2 separate regions of the Homo sapiens genome follow, and region 2 is linked to region 1. Evidence: chromatin loops called from intact Hi-C (ENCODE). Cell type or tissue: psoas muscle. All regions are shown on one strand. Each heading gives the region's core, and the rest is flanking DNA. Links, peaks and the distances in the headings are about the cores only.

What was found. Hi-C counts contacts between places; a loop is a spot of excess contacts. Peaks named below come from ENCODE experiments on the same cell type or tissue, not always from the same donor. Only the 100,000 strongest peaks of a DNase experiment are listed, where the experiment ranks them.
Region 2: a loop joins it to region 1, with 2.0 times the contacts of the local background. A loop is called at or near these places in 2 of 110 quality-filtered maps.

What each region holds. Positions count from the first base shown.
Region 1 is chr1:230,187,163-230,195,144 of GRCh38, forward strand. All of the region lies in intron 2 of GALNT2 (polypeptide N-acetylgalactosaminyltransferase 2), which reads left to right. Among named protein-coding and RNA genes, the nearest start is that of GALNT2, 120 kb to the left of the region's middle. RefSeq lists an enhancer at 1-21. In psoas muscle, for the core only: no CTCF peak of the experiment used is centred there; a DNase peak (open chromatin) is centred at 4,049; H3K27ac peaks cover 942 bases.
Region 2 is chr1:229,845,480-229,853,461 of GRCh38, forward strand. It overlaps LOC105373162 (a long non-coding RNA gene), which reads right to left. Exons shown (of 4, transcript XR_001737830.1): 2 at 3,346-3,509; 3 at 2,345-2,530. Among named protein-coding and RNA genes, the nearest start is that of LINC01682, 36 kb to the right of the region's middle. In psoas muscle, for the core only: a CTCF peak has its summit at 3,779; no DNase peak of the experiment used is centred there.

The DNA.
Region 1 (7,982 bases), core at 1,767-6,766:
GGAGCCAGATCTAACAGGGCAGAGCAGTGATGTTCCAGGCCAACAGTCTCCAATTTTCTGATCGCACACTCTATGAACAGACGTATATTTAGACCACCTCCCACACACATATGTATTAAAATGCTTACTTAGGAATTACATGCATATTGCCGTACAGATTTATTGATACATTCTAAATGAAATGGGATAGTTCCCTTGACCCCTTCACAGGACTCAGCCCACAGCTCTCAGCCCCTCATGGGAGGAGCAGCATGCAGGTGAGTGGGTGCAGGGGCTGGGGTGAGTGCTTTTGGGCATCGGCAGGAGTAGAACTCTGTGCAGCCCCCCGGCAGCATCTGGGTGGGGCTACCTGTGACCCCTGGAGCCCTAGAGGGCATATGTTACAGTGTGCTCTTAGATTTGCTGTCCACAGATGACTTAAGTGTTAGCTCAGTGCAAGGTCAGTGTGACAGCCTTTTGCATCCACCCTCTTGGTACCTGAATTCTCGTCCGGTGTCCAGGAAGAATCAAGTTGTGCAAACAAATTGAAGGATGGTGAATGTGGAGGACTTTATTGAGCACTGGAAGTGGCTCTCAGTGGGATGGGAAGCTAGAAAGGGGGTTAAGTGGGAAGATGGTCTTCCCCTGGAGTCCTGCTGTCCCCAGCCAAACTCTTCTCCAAAGTCCTGCTGTCAAGCTGTCCCTCTGAAATCAAGCTGATTCTCTCCAACATCCGGCTGTTTCTTCTCTCCTTCTCTATTGCTTTGCTGGTAGGGCCTGGGGTTTTTATGGGTACAAGATGGAGGGTGGGGCGGGCCGGGGTGGTTTTGGAAAAGGCAACATTCGGGCAGGAAAACAGAAATGCATGTTCTCACTTTGGGCCCTACGGTTCCAGGCTTGAGGGTGTGGCGTTTGCTAGGGACCACTCTCTCCTACCCAGTATTTCCCTGCCTCCTGTTTGTATCATAAAGTGTATTTAAAATAAGCTATTATAAAGGATGAGGAAAATACTTGACAATGTCTGTCATTTTCTTTCTTTGCCCCAGAAGATTGTCTTATGTGGCCCCACTTTGGAGACTACCACTCTTGGGGCTGCCGTGGTCACAAAAACCCAGATTATTGTTTTAACTCTATTTCTTGCCTTGGTTCATCGTACTTTGGGGAAGAATCTGGAATTTGTATAAAGTATACCACCCAAGTGGCAGTCCCAGCTGGAAGTCATGGAATGGGGGCAAGAACAATAACCTGGGAGCACGGGATCTGGGTTCGGAACAAGGATGATGGCCGGGAGCTCTAGGCTCAGCTGTGCCACCAGTCCTGTGGCCTTAGACAAGTTAAGGAGTATTTGGGTTTTGTTTTCCTTGTCTGTAAAATTTAGATACATTCTTGCTCTAAAACTCTTTGATTCTGTTAACTGTGTCTTACCATTTCCCTTTAATCTCTATTCTCAGATTGGAATCACCAATTTTATTTTCTTTTACATGCTGTAAAAATATATCTCTGTAGTTCCCCCCACCCTCATACCACATTTCAGGTCTACTGTGGATGAGTTTTTGCCCATAAACTCTGTGACCCTTGCTTCTATTTCAGCATCATGCTTTCTACTTGGAACCACTGAATTTTTTTTTTCAGTGTTGGTTTTTAAAATATTGTCTTCAAATAGAGTATGTATATTAGTCAATATTTTGTATTTTGGAAATCTATCTGATAGAGAAGAATGTCATTTTTTCCCCTTGGTGTGGAAAAACTTCTGGATTGAAAAATAAGTTTCTCCCTGTAATTGTCTCTGAATCTGACCAGCCAGCCAGCTGGCAGAAGGACTGGCAAAGGAGCGGGGGCCGGAAGAGGAGCAGGGGCCAGTAGAGGAGTGGGGCCGGAAGAGGAGCAGGGGCAGCTGTAGGGGCTAGAAGGCCGAGGTCTGCCTCTGAGGACAGCTGTTGATGAGGTTCTTGTTGGAGATCTCTCACCCTTTGGTCAACGTGGCCTTTTGGAGCAGATTTTCTCTTTGCCTTTATGAGACCTTAGTGTCATTCTTGTATTCCTTAGTAACCTTGTGTAAAGGGCTGAGGCTTAGGAGAGACGAGGGTAGGGAGAGAGTTCAGAAAGGAGAGTCCTAAGGCCGTCTGGATTCTCCTTGAGCCCCCTCCCCATCCTGGTCCTGGGCTGTGTCTTCATCACAGCCACCCCTCCCCGATGTGCTGTTGGTTCAGTTACCCCAGACAGTGGATTTCTCAGAACAGAAATTGCTAATGTTCACGTAAAGATGAATGAAATGGGAATGATGAAATGTGTTAAGAGAACTTAAATCCAGGGTGTGAATTGCCACTGATCCTAACAGAGACGTTTTAGCTTTTCTACTTCCCACCTGCCGGAAGAAAGATGAGATAAACCACTTGTGTTATTTGTTCAGCATTGCTGCAGCATCAGAGAGGAGTGTTCCCCGACCCTTTGTTTTTCTAGGTGACTTAATGGGTTCTGGCATTGTGCATTTATCTTTTTAATTGTGGTAAAAGATGCGTAACACTAAAGTTGCCATTTTAAGCGTTGTTAAGCATACAGGTCCGTGGCATTAAGCGCATTCACAGTGTTGTGCAGTCATCACCACCATCAATTAGAGCTGTTTTCATCTTGCAAAATGGAAACTGTACCCATGTAGTACCAATGTCCCATTCCTCCCTCTCCCAGGCCCTGGTATTCCTGTTTCTATGAATTTGGTTCCTCTGGGTCCCTCATATGAGTGCAGCCTTACAGTACTTGTCCTTTATTTCTGGCTTGTTCACTTAGCATAACTCCTCCAGGTTCACCCATGTTGTGGGTCAGAATTCCCTTCCTGTGTCTCTGTGAACCATGTGCCCTGTGATACATGTCGTGTGAGGTGGAACCGTGTGACACTTGTGGGGAGCGAAGTCTACGTAGTTCTTCATGAGCCAGGCCTGAGGCCAGTGATCTGCACAGTGTTGTCATAAGGAAAATAAGTGGCTGTCAGTGTCTTTAGGGAAGCATCTTTTAAAAAGCAAGCAATGTGTGTATTGTACGTTTTAGAAATTCAGATAAGCAAAAATAAGAAAATTATATTCATACATAATTCTACCATCCAGAAACAACCACCATTCCTCTCCCACTGCGTGTTCCTCCATACTTGCCCTGGGCGTATACCCAGGTGGGTGTGCTGCCCCCATAGCTGAGACGAAGGGGTCTCCTCTGCATGGGATGCGCCAAGACCCACGCACTTGAAGCCTCAGGCCTTGCACAGTTTCTTAGAGTTGGCTCCTGGGACCAAATGCTCCTGAAGCATCTGGCCTCTCTGACAACAGGTCCTGAGTTTTATCCCACATTCAAAGTTCAATCTTTTCGTGAATTTCTATGAAAATTCAGGTCATCCACAAGGTGACTAGCATTTCAGTAGATTTGGGGGATTTGCTGAGACGTCTCTCCACACACGCCCATCTCTCTTTCAGAGCCCCCTCTGGGCTCTGACTCCCTGATCGGGGGCCACCCTCCTCTCTCTTCTCTCCTGAAACGGGGCCTTTTTCTATGGGCAGTTCCCTACCATCTGCTTACAGCTAGATTTTTACAAATACAGCACTGTGGTGTACCATCTCTGCTTGGGCGATATATCGGGAACTCCTTTTCACATCCATAAACATCTCCTATAGCATTTTAATGGCAGCAACATCTCGACCGCCATCGGCTCATTGAACTTATTTTTTGTTGTGGGACATAAAGAGGGGTTCCAGCCAGTATCCTGAGAGGTAAATCTTTGTTTAAGTCCATGATTATTTTCTTGAAATGAATTCCTAAAAGTGAAATTGCAGGGTCAATGGCAATGCATGCATTTTTTAATATTAGTTGCCATTTTATCTTCCACAGGGGGCCTATTTTCTTACTCTAGCCAACATTAAAAAATCTTCATTGTCCTTCTCCTGTTCCAACAAGCAAGAAAGTGGAGACCAAGGGCTGAGATCAGTAGCCAGAAATGTAATGGAGCTGTTTAAAAATAGTTATCTTAAGCTTTATTAGTCGAAATACAGTGTCTAGAAGCAGTCACGTGACATCCAGTGTTCTCTGGGCTCCCACCCCATAGCTGAAGTGTTTAGTTCTCTTCAGAGCACAGAGTGTTCAGGGATGCTGATAAACTAGAGTTAGTCCGGCTGACAGTGACTCAGATTTTGAGGAAGCGGAAGCAGTGTCCGATGAGGAACATGTGCAGTAACTGTGGATGTTTTTACAGAAGGGCTTCCAAGGGGAAGTGGGATCATGATGTCTGAATATTTGAAAGGCTACCATATAAAAGAGGCTGAAGACTTTTTTTCTCTTTTTATTTGAGACTTCTGTTTCTTTTATTTGAGCAGAAATTAGAGGGAAGCATTTTTTTGTTTCTGTTGTTGTTTTGAGACAGGGTCTCACCAACCCAGGTTGGAGTGCAGTAGTGCAATCATAGCTCACTGCAGCCTCAAAGTCCTGGGCTTAAGCAGTCCTCCTGCTTCAGCCTCCCACACAGCTAGGACTACGGGTATGTGCCACTATGCCAGACACATTTTTAAAATTTTTTGCAGAGACAGCATCTCGCTATGTTCCCCAGGCTGATCTCAAACTCCTGAGCCCAAGTGATCCCTATTCCTTGGCCTCCCAAAGTGCTGGGATCATAGGCGTGAGCCACCGTGCCCATTCAGGAAGCAGCGTTTGTTTTTATCTGAGGAAGCCCCCACCAACAGTTCTCGCTGTCCAGTGAAACAGCTGCCTTTTGAAACGGGGGGCTCCCCATGCTCAGCACCTCTTCAGCTGTGGCTGGACATTAGGGACTGTAATGGAAAGATTTTCACACCTGGAGAGATGATGTCCACAGTTCCTTCTGAGTCCAACAACAGGTGATGCCAGTGTTTCAGAGACAGGAACACCTGCTCTCAAAGTCAGAGACTCAGTCACTCCAGGGTGGAGACAGGACTGGCACTGCCACCTGAAAGGGGGCTGGGCAGCTGAGAACTGCACAGGCATGCAGGGTTGCTTTTTGGTGTTTCGCTTCAATTTTCCCCACTTAAAAGTGAGTTGTCGGGTGCAGTGGAGGGAACACAGACTGGGCATAATTAGGACCTGGGTTTGAGTTGTGGTTCCATCGTCTTACAGCTGTGATATGTTGGATAAGTTTAACTTCTGTGCCTTAGTTTCCTAACTTGTAAAGCAGAAACCCTCATATTTGACATGGTTATGGTATGGTGTGGACAAGGTCTTGTATGAAGTAGCAGACCAAGTAGTCACTGGTTAACAGATGCTGTCTTTCTCTCCTTCTGTCTTTTTCATCTGTTGGCTGGGATTCTGGGCAGTAGATTCACTTTGATATTATTACTGATATTTAGGATGAAAAAGAAGATTGGTCAAGACCATGTACAATAGGCTAAATTTATTATGGTTAGGTAGTACAACATATAACGAAAAATGAAGAATTTTCATTTCAAATTTGAAGAAGAGATATAGGATGATTCATACATGAAGATTTATTGCACTTTATCAATTTGATACTGTTTTGTGGTATATTTTTAGTTGTTTTGATAGCACAGATAATTTTAAACAAATGAAAACTATTTCCTCTATAACATCTGATATTTTCTTAGGTTTTCTTTTAAATAGCTTTTTATCACTTCTTTGGATTTCCTGGTTTTTTTGTCCTTAATCATGGATGTGTGGGATTCCCTATTTCAAGAGACGGTTTCTCACAGGTGAAGAAAATTTCCTGTGATACCACATATCCAGTGACAAATAATAAAACATAATTTATGGGCCTTTGTAATTGAAATGGATCTATTTGTTTGTAATCCTGGCCTTGTCCTCGTCTTTTCTTTCATGGTGTAGCATTATGACCTTCTAGAGGAAGAATATTAGGATTTTTTTTCTTTTAAGCACAGTAAAATTACATTCAATTTGAGATCAACCAAATAAATCTGAGAGCCTTGTCCTTTGATATTAAATACATTCTGTTTCCCTTCCTTGGCTGCTTTCCCAGCGGTTGCTCTGTTTTACGTGGGGTAGCTTTAGATTTGTTTAAGCTGTCTTTCCTGGGGAGGATTTGAATGAAGAGTTGCAGTACAGCAGTGAATACCTGTATAGAATCCTGAAGCCTCCTGCAGCCTGAATCCACTGAGACTCTCAGTTTCCTGCACAACGGGACCTGCATCCAGGAAGATACCTCCCCTCCCCTTGTACACCTGCGGGTGGTAGATGACAGCTCTTTGCCCAAGAGCATATGTCCTGATCTGCTGCTGAAGGACAGTCGCAACTGAGAGTCCTCTAAAGACCGCATTTGTGCATGTGCCTGTGCGTGAGCCTCTGTGTGCTGGGGTTTGCATGCGCCTCTCTGTGCTGGGGTGTGCGTGCGCCTCTGTGTGCTGGGGTCTTCATGTGCTTTGTGATGTTAATTCTTTGAAGGGTCAGTTTTATAGGTTTCTGTCATCTTTTTTTTTTCAAATATAAGGTTTAGTAAAAACAAAAATTTTAAGAAAGAAGTGGCATTGTTTGGAAAGGTAGCATTATTTTAAACCAACATTTATTTGAACAAGTCATCCAAATGCAAGTAGTCCCCTGATGACAAAAGCGTCTTTTTCAAAAAGTTCACTTGAAGATTGGTTATTAGGATCCCAGAATGAACTGTCCCATGGAAATGGTGTCCTGAGTGGCACTTAGGAGCGCTGTCTGGCTGTGTCTCTGGCTGCAGCCAGGTCCTAGAGTGTCAGCCACAGAGCTGATGCTGGCGGGGCCCCGAGCAGCCTTCCCGGGGCCTCAGTGCCTATGCTCAGCCTCCACTCCCAGGCACCATGGACCGTTACAGTCGCCAGCCACTCTCTGCTCAAGGGACACTGTCCTGCTCTCCAGCCTCGATAAGATGGGGAGAAAAGTTCCCAAAACTAAACCAGGAAAAAACAGATTCTGAAAAGGTAGCTATAACTCAGAGCCTGGTGGATGGGTTACGGGAGGGAGAAGAAATTCTGTACCCAAGGAAGTAGCAAAGCACAAAACCTTGTGCCCTGAATGATAGCGGGTGTGATGAAGAGTATCAGTGGGGAGGCATGCCGACTAAGTCAAAGATGGGGAAGAGAAAAAAGAAAAAGTTGCTGGGCCTGAAGTCTGTGTAACCCAGGGAGCAGTGGCCGGGTAGTGGCTAGTCAGGACAGTGGGCAGGGATGCGTCCTGCAGAATGGACCGGCAGACAGAAGTGGTGGGAAGTTCACCTCCCACACCAGCCTTAGGGCCCCCTTCTCCTGCAGGGGTCCAGAGCCAGGACTTGTCAGGCCACCGTAGGTCTGCTCTGTCTCTCCAGGTCCTGGCCCTTCTCTCCCAGAGGCAGAAGAATTAACCTGGGCCCATCCCCTCTCTGACTGTACACATTGTTTTTCATGGCTACAGGGATAAGAAGGGAAGGCCTTAGGGCCATCAGTCCAAAGGTAATGGACAAGGAATCTCCCTTCCTCTTGCGGTTAGCCCAGCCCTTCAAATGGACTGGCCTCCATTTGCCATCAGACATCAGATGCAGCTGCGAGGTGGCCAGGAGGGGAGGGACACTCTCCCCACAGTGCCACAGGCCTCTGGGAACAGTGTCAGAACAAGTTGCAGGAACGCCTGTAGGGCTTAGCAGGATGTTCATTTTCATTACTGAAGTGCACTGCTTAGCAGCTTCCGGGCTGGGCCCCCATCCACCATAGAGGGGAGCAGAGAGAGCTGTGGCAGCCTATTCCAGTGCGTGCGGAGGGGTCAGTGCTGAAGATGACAAGCATAGGTCTGTGGACACGAGGGGAGGAGAGAGAGCAAGAAGAGCATCCCAGCTCTGCGGGGAGAAGAAGTGGAGCCTGCCCGTTCCCATTGGGCCTCCATCTTCTCTGTCCAGACTTGATCTCCAAACTGAAAAGGGTACAGCAAACAAGGTTAGAAGGGTATTGAAGTCTGAGTCAGGTGGAGAGAGACAGGACTCATTTTAAACGGCTTTCAGTGAATGTGTCTCCAAGTCCGGACCAAGG
Region 2 (7,982 bases), core at 1,450-6,449, 340 kb before region 1:
GAAATTCCCTGGTATTTCTTTAAATGTAATAATAGATTTTTTTTTTTCTGTATCTGATGATTGCCATACCTGTTGTTTTTGCAGTACTTATTTTGTGGTTTGTAGCTTCTGCTGACTTTCTCATGGTGACTTACTTCCTCATATATTTAGTGACTTTTGACTGGGAGCTCAAGTCCCTTGTACTTCTTAGAGTTGTGTTTTGCAGAGAGAATTGGGAATTGACACTTTCCTTTGCCAAGATCTGGGGAAGCGCCAACTTGGGATTACTTTATGTAGATATTTGTCTTGGAAGTTTTGAGGCCATTCATAGAGTGGGAATTCAGACTCCAGATCTGAATGAGTGTGGGTGAGTGGCTAGGAATTTTCAGAAGGTATGTGATTGATTGATTGATTGAGGGATTGCTATTTCAGAACCAAGGCAAAAACAGGCAGTTATTCCCTCTGCCTCCCTCTGCAGGATGGGCTGTGCCCTAGTTCACCCATGGGGATGTGTTACCTTACAGGAATGATGACTTTCTCGAAGGGTTTCTGACGTGATCTCCCACCCTGACCAGACACCTGGCTACTTCTAAACCCGTATCACCCCATCATCTTCTGAACCTGATCTCAGCCCCCAGGGATCAGCATGGAGTCTCAGAAAAAAACCTCATTTCTGATGCTCTCAGGATTGTGCTTGTTGCTATCATCTTAGTCAGGCGTTCAAAAGAATGTTTGAGATGTCTCCCCCAGCAGCTTTAGGTGTTTGTACTGAAAGGCACTATCAGAAATGAAAATTTTCAAATACAGCCTATGTGGCAGGCTCTGTTCTAGGCATTGGAAATCCAGTAAACAAAAGAGACCACAATCTCTGCTCTCATGGAGTCTTAATGGGGGAAGACAAGACATTAAAAATATAAACGACTAAATATATAGTAATAGACAATGATTAGTGTTCAAGAGAAAAATAAGGCAGGTGAGTGAGTAGAAGAATGCCAGGGGCCAGGAATGGGGATTGATTTTAAAGAAGTTGATGACCGGAGGCCTTGCTGAGCAAACACCTGAGAAGGTGGGGGCCAGGTGTGTTTATGGCAGCGAAGGCTGCCCCAGGCAGAGGGAACATAATAATCCCCTTGTCTCCAAGAGGAAGTTAAAACTGCGTAGCTTGTCATTTACAACATGTACCCTAAAACTTAAAGTATAATAAAAAAAAACAAGCAAACAAAAAAATGCATAGCGTGTGCCTCCACTTGAAGACAGAGGAAGGCTTTTCTAAGGGAAGATGTTCTAGATGCTGTGGAAATACCGAGCAGCCATATTCTAAGCACTGTGGCTGCCTCTGCTTCGGGAACTTTCCATGGGGCACCAGGCTCCCTGCACAGTGCATTCTCTCTGTGCCAGTCACCAAATGCCAATGAATGCTTAACGGCCCGGTGTCACCCCTCCTCTTTCTGCCCTGTTATTTTTCTCCTCCTCACAGGTATATTTTCTTTCCTCACACAGTTTTTATCCACTGTGTTATTCAGAGCCTTGTGGTGTTTAAATGAACAAACTCGTCATGAATATGACATAAAGGAAGCTTTGGACCCTCATGGTGGCTGATGACACATATGCAGAGTTTCCCAAGGTGCTTAATTTTTTTTGTTGTTGTTGTTTTTTTGAGACAGAGTCTTGCTCTGTCACCCAGGCGGGAGTGCAAGGGCGTAATCTCGGTTCACTGCAACCTCTGCCTCACGGGCTCAAGCAATTCTCCTGCTTCAGCCTGCTGAGTAGCTGAGATTACAGGCGTCCACCACCATGCCCAGCTCATTTTTGTATTTTTAGTAGAGATGGGGTTTCATCATGTTGGTCAAGCTGGTCTCGAACCCCTGACCTCAGGCGATCTGCCCTCCTGGGCCTCTGAAAGTGCTGGGATTACAGGTTTGAGCCACTTTGCCTGGTCCCAAGGTGCTTAATTTAAAACATACAACCTTGCTGACTTGCATTGAACATGCCAGTTTCCCTGAAAAGTTTTATCAGAGTAAGCTAAATTATTTGGTCATCCTCTCATTTCACCCCCAGTACCCCTCAGGAATTCTATGTGGAGATGGAGAAAAGGGTTTCTGTTACAGGTCCCAGGGTTCAGGAGCAGCAGAATGACCAAGGCAAATCTGTTGGGGAACATCTTTGGCCTCCTACAGGGATGGGACCAGGACGTGTGGGCTTGGGTAGGGTCACTGCTCTGTTTCTTTCTGGCAGCCCCATGGCAGGAGTATCCTTCGAGAGCATCCCTTTGCCCTGTTGAATGCTGCTTTGACAGTGCAAACCAGCATCAAATCTGTTGCAGGAATGCTTTAGAAAAGGTATAGGAAAGACTTTTTTCACCCACCTTTCTAGTCTTCTTGAACAAAAAGGAAGGTTCAACGAGGCATGACCTTCCATTTCTTAGAGTGGCAGTGGTGGTGTTCTGATGTTGAATGGTAAAGTGCAGCGCCTCTCCAAGTTCTCCATATAAGTTGTCCTAACCAAACATCTCCGTTCCAGTCTGGCACCTGGGGGTTCAGCACACGGTGACCTACCATGTGGCCAACATGCATTTGTAGAAATTTGTGTCACGTGAAAATTTATGGGAGTTTTTCATTCTACTCAATGAGAGATTGCTGTATGTTTTGCACAGTGTTAGTCCTAAAACACATCAAGTAGAATTGTTGATCCAGAAGTTACAGCACATGTGGCCCATGGCCCTGCATGGGCTGGGTTCACCACCAGGTGCCTCCTGGGAGTGGGTGTCCCATCTGAGAAGCGCAGGTGGTGGAAAGAACCCAGGCCTGGGAGTCAGGAGGTCTGCATTCTAGCCCTGGCTCTGTCACACTTGCCGGAGGACCTCAGACTGCGATTTCTGGGCTTTAGTTTGCCCATCTGTAAAATGGGAGCATCGGGCAAGGTGATCTCCTTGATTCTTCCCAGCTTGATCATCCTGGAATGCACCACTCTAGGTACACCCCTTGGTTGCATTCTATTAATTTGGAAAGGATTTTCCATCAGAATCAAACACTTTCTGCTTGTTTTTAGCCCAGTAGTGGCATTTTTAGTGAAGTCAGTGGAAAATAGCTTCAGTTACTTCTAAATGGTAATAGGGAAAAGTAATATTCTTTTCCTATTTTAAAAGTCTCAGATTCTGAAACCCCACCATAAGTCTGAGTAACACAACTGCAGGCCTACTAGCATGCTTGGGATCTAAGGTAATGAGGCCACAACCTAGGTCCTAATTCCCTTCTTCCAAAGAGTATCCAGTAAATTCCTCATGCTTCACTAGCCTCTTGCCCCATGGGAAATGGGGAGTGAGATTCAACTATTTGTTTTTGGAGGCACAAAGTGGAAAAGACTTACCAAGGTTTGAATCAAGGTTGTCTTAGAGCCACAGGTAGAAGCAAGAGGGTCTCTTGACTTTGTCTGAAACTCTTTGACTTGGCACAGGAATGAAAGTCGTATCATTGAAGAACTCTTGATATGATGAGGTCATGTATGTGGAAGCTCTTGCACATGGTTAGGTACTGTATAAACATAAAGTACAAATATCAGTAGACTTTCATGTGCACAATGAGGAGTCTGCATTGCTGTTTTGATAAACAATAAATACTTCCCTCCTTCTCCCATAATCTATTCATGTTCGTTCTATTTGCATTGGTGTGCGAATTAGTCTCTTCCCCTTCAAACAAGTCAGTTTAGCTAGAAGCATTAAACATAATTAAGTAGACAGGCATAAGCGTCTTGCTGGCAGAAGAACAAAAAAAATCAAGGCAATTTGTTGGAAATACTGCCCCTAGAGGACACAGGGCCACTTATGGCTGCAGTGGAATGGTGGTATGGTACAGCTTCTAGGGACCTTGGGGATCGTTTAGCTCTTGAGCACCTGGTGAAATGTAGCTTCCTTGGCCTGAGGTGTTGGTCTGTCTAAGATATTTCATTAAAAAAAAAACATTTTGCATCTTCGATAGACGATGTGAACAAATGGAATGAACTGGCCTTCCCACTTAGCCCCTGCCAGCTTACTGTAAATGACTGCTGCCAGGTGTCACCTTAGCAGGACTGAACCATTGATCACGGCAAATGGAGCTGTAGGTAATTAAGTACATAATTTTAAGCCATTCAAGTGAAATTCCATAAGAAGTACATCATGAAACTGGGAATTATGTAGAATTACTGGCAAAAGGAAACCGAGTGTGAATACAGTCTTTCCCTAACACCTGATTCACGTCCAACATCACCACACAGAGTAAGTTTCTTTCTTTCTTTTTTATTTTTTGAGACAGGTCTTGCTCTGTCACCCAGGCTGAAGTGCAGTGGCACAATCATAGTTCACCACAGCATTAAGCTCTTGGGCTCTAGTGATACTCCCAGCTCAGCTTCTGGTGTAGGTGGGACTACAGGTGCATGCCAGCATGCCTGGCTACATTTTAAAATTTTTTTTGTAGAGGTAGAGTCTTGCTTTACTGCCCAGGCTGGTCTCAAACTCTTGCCTTCAAGCGACCTTCCCAAAGTGCTGGGATTACAGGTACCCATCATCATGACCAGCTAATTTTAAACAATATTTTTTGTAGAGATGGGGGTCTCACTATATTGCCCAGGCTGCTCTCAAACTCCTGGCCTCAAGTGATCCTCCTGCTTTGGCCTCCCAAAGTGCTGGGATCACAGCAGGGAGCCACTGCACCTGGCTGGAGAGTGTTAAGTTTCTATGTGACCCAGGACTCGTTATCTTCACAGGTATGGCTGTCTGATGGGGTATGCTTTTGGTTAGAACTGGAATCTGGGATCCTCCAGAAGGAAGAACAGTAGGGCTCAGCAGAGGAGCAGGAGGGCAGGAAGCAGTGACCAACGGGCTAGAGGGACATGGGGACTACAAAGGATGTCCTTGTCCTCTGTCCCAGGGCAGTGGGACAGAGCAGGGCCAGGCATCAGGGTGAGGCAGACCCATCAACAACAGTTCAGGTAAGCCTGGTGCCAGGGCACCCTACAGAGGGTGAAGCAGGTGGCAATGAGAGATCCCTGTCCTCCCTCCCCTTCTGGCCCCATGAGGCTGTAGAGGTTCTGGGGCTTAGAGAAAGGCCAGCAGTGAGTGGGATACTGGGTGTGGGGCCAAAACATCCCAAAGGCAGTGCCCAGTGGTGCAGCTTGAGGACGGGCCCACAGGCAAGCGTCAGCAGAGGGGAGCAGTCTGGCTGGAGCAACAGAACAGGAGTAAGAGAACAGAGGGGCTTTAACAAATGTTAAGGACAGGAAGAGACTCCTGTGACCAAGAGAGAGGCCACCTGATTGAAGCTTCTCCAAGGGGCCTGCAGCCTTGGATCTGGGTGGAGGGGAAGCCCTTAGGGACACGGAGCCTCTTTGGACACCTTCACGGGGAGGCCAGAGCCTCAGAGGAGTCCAGAGCCCTGTGGATTCCCAGAAAGACTCACACTGGTGCCCAGGGGCCTGGGATGCAAGAGCTGATCTTCAGGAGGGTTGCAGAGCTGGGCAGGACACCCAGCTCCCGCCCCAGACCCAACTGGGGATTTGGGTTCAGAGCAGGGCTTCCAGACAGAGCAACTGTCTTTTGCTAGGAAGGCCACATCCAGCAAGTGGAGCTCAGGGAGTGCCGCCAGACAGTCTTCCTCCCAGCACCCAGGTCTCTCTCCTATGCCTGGCTATGGGACCCCAGGTCCCTAAACTGAAGTACATTTTATGTCCCCAGGAGCCTGCCGTCTCCTGATCTTTGCCTTAGGTCCTCAGGGTGATTCATGCCACCCCTGGCTCTGATCTGGATTGTGGCAAAGCTCCTCGTCCATCTCCCACATTCACCATTGGCTCTGAGGTCCATTCTTCAGACCAAGGCCAGGGGCCTTGGTAAACAGCTAACCTAATCACACCACTCATCTGCTTGAAACTCTTCTGTCGCTGGGATAATTCCAGACACCTGACCAAGCCGAACCATCCAGCCCCTGTCTCCCTCCCAGGATCCCCTCCTGGCCTCGGAGCCTTCACCAGGGCACCGCTCCACACCAGGGCCTTTTCTGGCATCTTCGTCAAAGAAACACCTCTTTTCTACCTTGGCACAAATGTTCCTCCCTCAAGGCTACTGGCCCTCAGGCGCCCATGCCCTCTGGGCCTGCATTTCTCCAGTATCGCTTACTGTGGCTGTCATGGAACAAGGAGCTAGGCACAGAGCTGCTTCACGTCTGACTTCCCCAGAGGGTGTCAGGCAGCCGGATGAAGCAGGGCTGCTGTGTTGATCATCTGCCTGGTGCTGACCTCACCCCTTACGTGAAGAGCATTCACCAGCCAGGACTGGTGGGCCAATGAGGGGTCAGTGGTACAGGCAACACTACTCTGTTGAAGAAAGGGGAACCAACTTCTGACACACAGCAACAGGGGTGAATCTCAAAATGATCAGCCTGAGTGAAAGCCAGACACAGGAATACTTCTGATGCGGTTCCCTTTGTAGAACATTCTAGACATTTCAAATGAAATTGTTGTGACGGAAAGCAGGTTGGTGGTTGCTTGAGCCAGGGGGTGGAGAGGGAGGTAAAGTGTGTGGGTCAGGAGGGAACTTTCTGGGGTGATTCTGCACAGTCTATGTCTTTGCCAGGACAGTGATATCAAAGCTCATCAAACTGTATACTTTATTATTATTTTTTTCAAATTTTGTTTACCTTTTTTTTTAGTGATAGGGTCTTGTAATGTTGTCCAGGCTGGTCTTGAACGAACTCGTGGCCTTAAGGATCCTCCTACACAATGCCCTGGAGTGCTGGGATTATTGGCCTGAGCCACTGTGCCCAGCCCAAATTGTATACTTAAAATGAACGCAGCTTACTGTACACAAATTACACGTAAATAAAGTTGACTATTTTTTTAATTTAAAAATGTCACCAAATGGCATAATGCATGCTGATGACACACTCACTGCCTCTGTCATGACTAGACCTGAGCTGTACTAAGTCTGGTCCAGCGATAATTCCCCCTCCCCACCCCATTGAGTGCCATGCACCCTGCATGGTGTTTTACATGATTTCAATCAATGCATTTGACAGTCCTCTGAAGTGATGTTTCAGATGCTCTGAGCACTGCCCCTGCCAGCCCTCATCCACCGTTCCTGTTTGTAGGTCATGCTTAGCTTGTGGCCAGAGCCCATTGGACCCGGGTATGCCCAAGTGGGGCCAACCAGACCCTTTTCTTTGGTCATTTGCCCTGAGAGACTCAGAGCTCAGGTCCTATCATGTGTGCCTCAGAGCATCGTAGCAGGGTAAACGGAGGCCTCTGGAAGCTGGAACACAGAGAAGGGCTTGGGGAGGTGTTGAGAGTTATAGGCACTGGGTCTGGGGGCCGTCTGTCTCCCCCACGGCCCCCACTAGCTCTGCCTTGGGCCCCAGGAACTTCCTATGTAACCCACATTCGTCTCCAAGTGAGTGTCTGTTTCTGAGAACCAAATTAGTCCTCATAAAGTAGATATTCATATCTGCATTTCACAGGGGAGAAATGGAGGTTTAGGGAGGGTAAAAGACTTGTTCAAGGACATGTAGCTAATTCATATTTGATGTTTGTCAAGCTCCAGAGCTGTGTCCTTTACAGATGGGCTCTGGTGCCACCATAGTCCAAAGGAATAAAGTCAGTGTGGACTATGTGTTTCCCAGGCACCCTTCTCTGAGGTGGTGGCTGCCTCAGCAAGAGGAGGCCTAGGAGGTTGCAAAAACTGGCAAAGTGCTGACCTCACGAGTTCTCACTTCCTAGGCCGCTCTTCTGGTCCAGTTTAGATGAAATAATGTATGTAAAGGGCCTGGCATCCCATAAATGCCCATTAAATACATATGTAGGAAAGATACAAAAAGACAGAGATCATGAGCCATCAGCCGAGGTTTAGACGCAGAGCACAAGAGGAAAATGATGCTCTGCGGGGCCAGGGCTGGCAGGAATTGATGTAATTTAGTAGTAAAAGTAGCTCTGCCTTGATGTGAAAGCAAAAATGGTTCTAATTGTTTGCCGAAAGGATACTC